Regions from separate parts of the Homo sapiens genome. Here region 2 is linked to region 1. A link is a contact called in ENCODE Hi-C or POLR2A ChIA-PET data. All regions are on one chromosome and are shown on one strand. The core of a region is the stretch at or near the end of the contact, and the rest is flanking DNA. Distances in the headings are between cores, read along the strand shown. Region 1 holds the start of MAGI1-IT1 (MAGI1 intronic transcript 1). Region 2 holds the start of SLC25A26 (solute carrier family 25 member 26).

The links. A loop is a pair of places that touch in the nucleus more often than their neighbours do. ChIA-PET counts read pairs that join two places held with the same protein, here RNA polymerase II (POLR2A). Pooled maps may share reads with other maps.
Region 2: a map of Caco-2 shows a loop between it and region 1 (3-fold over the local background). The contact joins the promoter of SLC25A26 here to the promoter of MAGI1-IT1 in region 1. A Hi-C loop is called at or near these places in 1 of 168 maps with a recorded cell type or tissue (Caco-2), 2 of 37 single-sample maps with no recorded cell type and 9 of 50 pooled maps. POLR2A ChIA-PET finds 5 or more read pairs at or near these places in 5 of 52 experiments (Caco-2, PC-9, Panc1 and 1 more).

Annotation. Positions count from the first base shown.
Region 1 is chr3:65,952,806-65,956,835 of GRCh38, forward strand. It overlaps MAGI1-IT1 (MAGI1 intronic transcript 1), which reads right to left and starts at 1,753. Exons shown (of 3, transcript NR_145422.1): 1 at 1,635-1,753. All of the region lies in intron 1 of MAGI1 (membrane associated guanylate kinase, WW and PDZ domain containing 1), which reads right to left.
Region 2 is chr3:66,218,645-66,222,674 of GRCh38, forward strand. It overlaps SLC25A26 (solute carrier family 25 member 26), which reads left to right and starts at 2,357. Exons shown (of 10, transcript NM_001379210.1): 1 at 2,357-2,483. The coding sequence starts at 2,451. RefSeq lists enhancers at 1,970-2,129, 2,300-2,359, 2,481-2,980.

The sequences.
Region 1 (4,030 bases), core at 503-3,002:
TTCATCTCAAAAACAAACAAACAACAACAAAAAGCCACATAAATATCACTGGCACTTCATATAATTAACTGTACAAAGTATTTCCTGTTGTTTGTCTTGACAAACACTTTCATAACACTTACCATGTGCAGATACTGTTCTAAGGACTACAAATACTAACTCTGCAATCCCTAATACAACCTATGAGTCAAGTACTATTATTATCCCCCTTTTACAGATGAGACAACTGAGGCTCAGGGAAAGGTTAAGTAATTTGCCCAAGGTCACAGAATTGGAATTCCAACAGAGAGCAGCTGCCTATGGTGTTCTCAAAGGGAGGGCAATGCCAAACGAAAACAAGCAACAAGACTCTACTCATTGCAAGTGAGCAAAGGTTCTGATCAAATCTTCATTCTTGCTTCCAAATCACTTGCTGAAAAATTAAAACTAGATAAGTAAGGACAGCTGCCTTTATACCTTCTGGCCTATTCACAGGCAGATTTCCAGACGAAACCAAAGGCCTTCATGAGGAAAAACAAAGCTCCTCAGTCTCAGGGCAGCTAATGCTGGGCCTGGCATTTTTTCCACTCTTATCTAAAATATGCTACAGGAGAATCTAGGCCCAGTGATAAGCCAGGTTTCAACTTCACCTCCCCAGCCTGAGAGCGATTACACACATACTTGGGATTTAACCAGCAAGAGAAGGACACGGAAACCTGGGTCCCTCCGAGCCCAGTTTCTGTTGACACTGTTGCCAGGGCTGAGCCAATTGCACCAGTGTCAAGAGCTCCACAGGGAGGTTTCAGCAGGGAAACCAGCCCTACAGGTGTATCCAGGGAGGCAGGTGTACAAGGCCACATTCTTTCCTCCACTGAACAAATCAAGGTTTGTCTCCCTGCTGTGCGGGGCTCACAGGGCCAGATAAATCTCTCTCAGACAACAACCTCAGCACAGAAACAGTGTAGCTTGCTGCCACTCTGTAGCACCGAAAGTAAAATGCCAACCACTGAAAGAGAGAAGCAGATAATGTTACAATAACATTTATCTAGAAAGGCAATGTTCGTTAGGTAAAATTTAACTATGGCAAAAATCTTTAGGACAGATAGACTCAATAAATGTTTGTGGAACTGAAAACCTAGTGCTACCTTTTAAAAGGTTTCTTGGACTAATTTAAAAGCTTCATTTGGCTGTGTGAACTGGCATTCCCTTTCTAAAATGATAGAGTCCCAGTGGTAGCTATAATGTTAAATAAAATGACTTCATTTCCTCCAGAGGAATATTTTTACCCCAACCCCCCATACTCCGGCACTCAACTACTCAAGACTCCAACATCAGGGGGCAAAAAGTCAGGCCTATTAGGCCTGGATCGTTCTCAGATTAACAACCTTGGGGGAATAATCCTATAAGAAAATATTTTCAAGATTTTGGGTAATAACATTTTTGGGCCAGATGAAATTTGTTAGAGTTTGCACTTCTGTTTCTAAAAACCTCTGAAGCCATTTGTTTCCCACAGTTTTTTTCAGAAGCTATTTTGTGGGAAAGAAAGCCAGGGCCTAGGCAGCAGGCCAGCTAGAACGGGGTTGCTCTGAAAGAAAGCCAGCCCCGGCAAGCAGGAGCGACATGGGCAGCGCTTGCCAAGGTGGTTAATTTTTTACCTGGGTAGAGCCATAGGCACTGACATAGAAAATGTCTGTGACACGGCGGATCCGGAAACAGGCAAGATGCACAGGCAGTGGAGTGTCTGACCCCAGGTTTGTTGCTACAAATTACAAAGGAAGTTATGCCAAACTGAAATAGTTATCTACAGAGAGAAGGAGGAGGGGCGGGGTGTGTTGTCAGGCGGCACGGCGGGGAAATGGCAGTGCTGCGACAGAGGACCTCGACTCTGGACTACACAGCCTCGCACTCCAATCTCAGTTCTGCCACTTGTTGCTGGAGGAATCTTAAGTCAAGTTTCTTAAACACTCTCTGCCTCAGTTTCTTCACCTATAAACCACAGGCCCCAACCCCCAGGGCTGCTGGGATATATACCAAGCAGGTACTCAGAACAGTGCCTGGCACTGAGGAAGTGCCAGGTAAGGGCAGCTGTTGCTATTTGTGCAAATTCTGACATTTGTCATTCTGAACATAACCCTCATAACAAAAGAGGTACAACTGTTACCTCCACTGAGAGATGAAAGAATTGAGACTTAGAAAAATGAAGGAATTTGCTCAAAATCATGCAGTTAGCAAAAGACTACCTGTTTGTGAAATCAGAGCCCAGCAGTTTTAACCTCTCTCATCTGGTCTTTCTTCCCTTACTTAACTTCCCGAAAGAGAGAGACAGAGACAGAAAGAGAGAATGAGAGATGGGGAGAAACACAGAGACAGGGAGGAGGGGGGAAGCGAAGAAAACACGTTAGAGGTAAATAACTTTTTAAGCTAATAAAAAATAACCTTGGCCAGGTGTGGTGGCTGACGCCTGTAATCCCAAAACTTTGGGAGGCCAAAGCAGGAGGATCACTTGAGCCCAGCAGTTCAGGGCCAGCCTGGACAACACTGCCTCTTAAAACTAAATAAATAAATAAACGTAATTAATTGCAAATGAAATTCCACCAGGCCAAACTCTCAGTGGCTACATAGTAAGTGGTTACACCTCTCCTAGCCTCCTAGACCAGTTGCACCTTGATTCTAGCTGAGTTTCACTAAGCAGGGCAAATGAAGCAGGAGAAGGCTCGGAGGGAACCCACCTGAAATGAAGCTCAGCTGTCTTTGAAGAGTCTATCTATTCTAAGGCTCAGGAGTGGTGGCATGATGAATATCGCTGCTAGGAGAAGAAATGCAAAACCATATAACATTTTTGCCTTTCCATCCTTGAAATGCCTTACAATTTCCCTTGGAAAAAAAAAATTGTCTTGTAATTCTTATTTTTCTTTACTTCACTTTTTCATTTCCAGAACTGCTATGGTTCTGGCTGAAGTATCAGAATGACAACCATGGATCTTCTACAATGCCACCATCAGTCTCTCAGCAATTGTAGCAAAGGGAAAAACAACACCACTGAGGCCGCCAGTCACAATATTTACCCATGCCAGAGTGTTCTGTTTGTTTTCGGTGGAGGATGCAGAGAGTAGATAAACGAAAAGCAAAACTTCTCTGTGTCAAAACACAAGCTGAAGATGATTTCCTTCTCCACTGCCCATGTATGAAATATACACAAATCCAGGGCAGCCCTGGGCCGAAGGAGTGTTTATGGTTCTGCCCGGCCATAAACATGCCAGCCTTCAAAACACCAGGACATCAAACAAACAAGGCAGTTCCAGAAAGGATATATCGACTTTTGACGTCTAATGCTCTGGGTGAAATAACTTTGTTTCCCCTAAAAATAGATAAACTAAAATAAATATAAGAGTATTCTACAGCAATGTAGCTAGCCGCATCTTCCTGTGACTCACTGTTTGATAATAACTATGGGCCAGGAACTAAGTGCTTTTTGGTGGAATGACTGATGCTCTTCATACCAACTCGGTGAGGAATTTAAAATGACATCCCTTTGCAGATAAGGAGACTGAGTCTCAAAGAGGTAAATAACTATGTAGGTTTACATAGCCTGCCACCGGCATTTGGACCTTGGTGTGTGAGATTCTGTAGGGTGAAGTCTAACAAAATGGCCCCACCTTCAGTTAAGGATTCAAATGATCACCTAGTAGCCCTTCAACCAGGGTTAAAGCTAAACTCATTCAGAGTTTCTGGCTCTAAACCTCACTCTCATTTCTTTACAGTGAAACACAGAAATTTAAAAAATTCAAAGTAGGCATACTTTCAGGTGGCTAAAATTAAAAGATCATCAATACCAAGCGCCGACAAGGACGTTAAATAATGGAAACCCATAGACTACTCGTGGTAACATAAACTAGAAGAGCTGGAACACTGCTTAAAATTACCTATTGAAGGCAGGGCATGGTGGCTCACACCTGTAATCTCAGCACTTCAGGAGGCTGAGGCGGGAGGACCACTTGAGGTCAGAAGTTCAAGAACAGCCTGGCCAACATGATGAGACCCCATCTCTATA
Region 2 (4,030 bases), core at 1,107-3,606, 270 kb after region 1:
CAACTGAGTAATTTATGAGAACAGGTCATGAGAGACTTTGTAGTTTCTGTCTTGTTCTCTTTCAGACCACTTACTCTAGGAACAACCAGCTACTATATCATGAAGACACTCAAGCAGTACTATGGAGAGATGTATGCCATGAGGGATTAAGGCTACCTGCCAATAGCTAGCACTAATCTGCCAGTTATGGGAGTGAGCCATCTTGGAATTGGATCCTGCGGTCATGATCAAGTTTTATGATATGGCCCTGGCCACCATCTTGACTGTAGTGTCATGAAAATTTCTGAGTCTTAAACACCCAGCTAAATGACTCCTTGATTCTTGACGTATGAAAACTGTGTGAGGTAATAGAAGTTTATCGTTGCTTTAGTCTGTTAAATTTTGGGGGTAATTTGTTACGCAGAAATAGACAAATAATACAGATTTTGGTACTTGGAGGTGGGCGCTACTGTAATTCCTAAACTGTGGGAGTGCCATTGGCACCAGGCAGTAGGTGAAAGGTGGGAAGACTGTGAGGGAAATGTCAGTGAAAGCTTATTAATAGAAACTTGATGGCCTTTGAGGAGGCTGCCGGTGAGGGTTTATAGGAATGTGAAGTAGGCAGGATTCTAAGGTGGCCCTCAAGATTCCTGGCCCCTAATGTGTTTTGCATAATCACCCCACTGATTGTGAGCAGGACCTGTGAGTATGACAGAACATTACCACCATGATTATGTTGTCACGTATGGCAAAAGGAATTTTTCAGATATAATTAAGGTCTCTAATCAGTTGACTTTGAGTTAATAAAAATGGAGATTATCCTGGGTAGGCCTGACCAAAGCACATGAGACTTTGAAAGACATTAATAGCAGCAACAGAGATTCTTCTGCTGGCATTGACAAAGTGAACTAGCATGTTTTGAGAGGGCCTACAGGCAGCTTAGGGAAAGGTATTCTGGGTAGAGAGAACAACATGGGCAAAATTAGGAGGCTTGGAAGTGTATAGTCTGTCTGTGTGTAGTCCGGCTAGTGGGAAGAGTGACAGGAGACACCAGCTGAGAGGTGTATACCATGCTAGGGAGCTGGACTGTCTCCATTGGCAGCAGAGGGGAGTTGTAAGCAGGGAAATAACATTACCATCACCTTTAGAGAGTACTTTCTATGAGCCAGGAACTAGGCTAAGAACTTGAGTGCATTATCTCATTTAATCTATTAATATAATAGTACCGCATGACAAAGTGACTATCATTATCGCCACTTTACAGGGGAGAAAACTTAATCTTGGAAAACTTATCCCCAAACCCAGCAGGTGATAGAATTTGAATTCCATCTAACACCTAAAGCTATTCTGCGTATCATTTCTAGATCATTTTACCTAGAAGAGAATAAGAATAATTATAAGAATAATTCTAGCAGTGTTATAGAATAGGGATTGAAGAAAGGCCAGGCAAGGAGCCTGCTCAGGTTATTATAACGGTTTTGAGGAAAGATGATGAGGGCATTAAGTATATTTTCAGTGCTTGCTCTGCTGTGTTCTCTGTAGCCACATTGAGTCGGTTACTTGTTGGAGCATCAGGAGCCTCTGTAAAATGAGGACACTAGTGTTGCTGACATCATAGGGTTGGTGAAAGGATTAAATGAAAAAATGTCTGTCAATCACTTAGCACCACGTCTGAGATGTAGTTGGCCCTTAATATATACAGAAGTTTACAAGGTATTTGTTTGTTTAATAAAGACAGGTCCACTCCAAGAAATGTTATTAAGTACTTAATAACGTGTGCTTTGAGGTGTACACATGAGTACAACAGCGAACAACATGAGCAGGTAAATAACTGAACAAACAAATAATTTTAAATGCAGTAACTCTGTAAAGAGAAATGGAGGATGCTAATTTTTAACTCCGGTCAGGAAACTTCTGATGTATTTTTCTATATCTTTATTTAATAATCTTCTGATAATGAGTTAATTTAATATAAACTCAGATAAAATTTTTTGACAAAACTAAGAGATAAACCAAAATGAAATATCCGATTAGGATCCCGAATCGCGCCTCCCGAGGTTAGTACTACCCCTCACGACTCCTCCCTCCGCCACAGCCACGCCTCTTCTGGGTTTACAGTTCAGAATCACGCCGGCCTCATTCTACCGCTGCTCTCTCCTGGATCTCGGCCACGGATCTTTTGCTCGCGAAAGTTCCTCCGTCTAGCTGCACACAACGCTGCTGCAGGAAACCGAGGTAAGGGATTTGCCGAGACTTAGCTCCACCACACTCCCCGAGGCCCCGCCCCTCCTCTCTGGCCCTCCCCTAGGCCCAGGTGTCTCGCGTTGCACGTGCAGTTGTTGTGGTTCTACGTCACGTGGTCCCGGAAGTTCAAGACAGACCCGCCTCAAACATGGCGGCGCCCAGCGCGCGAGGACGTGATCCGCTTCTGCTCCGGCTTGGATTGTAGCCTTGACGAGGTCTGAGCGACCATGGACCGGCCGGGGTTCGTGGCAGCGCTGGTGGTGAGTGCGGGGCGGTGGGGTGGGTTGCTCAGAGTGCCGGCGTCCGGCATTGGAGCCCGCGGGCGTTCTCTGCACTGGTTTTCTTCCGGTTTTGCGGGCTGGACTGTCCTCGGGTTACTGGCAGCCAGGTCTGAGAGGGAGCACGAGGCTCCCAGGCCACCGGCGGGCCAGGTGTTAAGGCTATGTCTGTACTGCCAGGTCATAAGAGCCAGGTGGGGGAAGGAAGGTGAGTCATTGTCTTTTGCACCCTCATTTACTTAAAAAAGAGCTTCTATTATACACTGTTAACTACTCTTTCATTAAATAGTGTAACTACTCTAGAGATCTTGGGAATTAAAGAAATGTATGTAACACAACAACAAAAACCTTACTCACATCGCTCCCAGCCCTTCTATTCAATACTACGTTTCTCATTTTGCTGCATCTCTTTTCAGTCTTAGAAAATGACATGTCCTTCTGTTCATTCAATACATAATCTGCTATTTCTGCTCCAAGCCTAGGCTTTGGAGAAATATTGGTGAGCACACATAGCTCATCGGGAACGCTGCGGAGTCAATAAACAGGCTTAGTATTTAATTCCGTAGCAGAAAACTACGAGAATCAACATGAATTAACAGAAAAAAAAGTCCTTTACCAAATATTTTGGAGCGTCTGGTAGAGGATACTAGATACAGCAGTTAACAAAACAGAGTTTGGCTGCCTACGTTTTCATTGTGTGGAATGGGCAGAGACAGACAAATAATTTTTAAAATGATTTTCATAGGGAAAATGGAGGCCCACAGTGATTTAGTCACTTAATTATCGAATTTTGGTGTTGCAGGTGTTGAGGATAACATGGTGAACAAGATAGACCTGCTCCTAAGGGTCAGGTGTTAGAGACAAAATAGTAAAATGACTGTTGGGATAAATAACAGGTGGGCTAGGTTCAGGGTGTTAGGGGAATATATGGAAGTAGGGATGTCTTAGCCAGACTTGTAGGATGATAGCTTTAAATCTAGATTTGTTGAAACTTGTATAAGGTAGGTCTTAGAAATATAAAGAAATAATGTTACTGATTTTTTTTTTTTTTTTTGAGAAGGAGTCTCACTCTTCGCCCAGGCTGGAGTGTGGTGGCGCCATCTCGGCTCACTGCAGGCTCCACCTCTCGGGTTCACGCCATTCTCCTGCCTCAGCCTCCCGAGTAGCTGGGACTGCAGGTGCCCGCCACTACGCCCAGCTAATTTTTTGGGTTTTTAGTGGAGACGGGGTTTCACCGTGTTAGCCAGGATGGTCTCGATCTCCTGACCTCGTGATCCCGCCCGCCTCGGCCTCCCAAAGTGCTGGGACTACAGGCGTGAGCCACGGCGCCTGGCCAATGTTACCGCTTTTAAGGAGCTTTCCTGTCTAGCTGGTGACACAGCAGCAGTAGTTTGTCAGCTAACATTCCTGTGCCAGGAACTGGGGTAAGCTCTTTACATACATTATCCCATTTAATTCTCACAATAATTGAACTCTTATCCTAATTTTCCAAATGAGGGAAGTGGGATACCAAGAGATTAGATAACTAG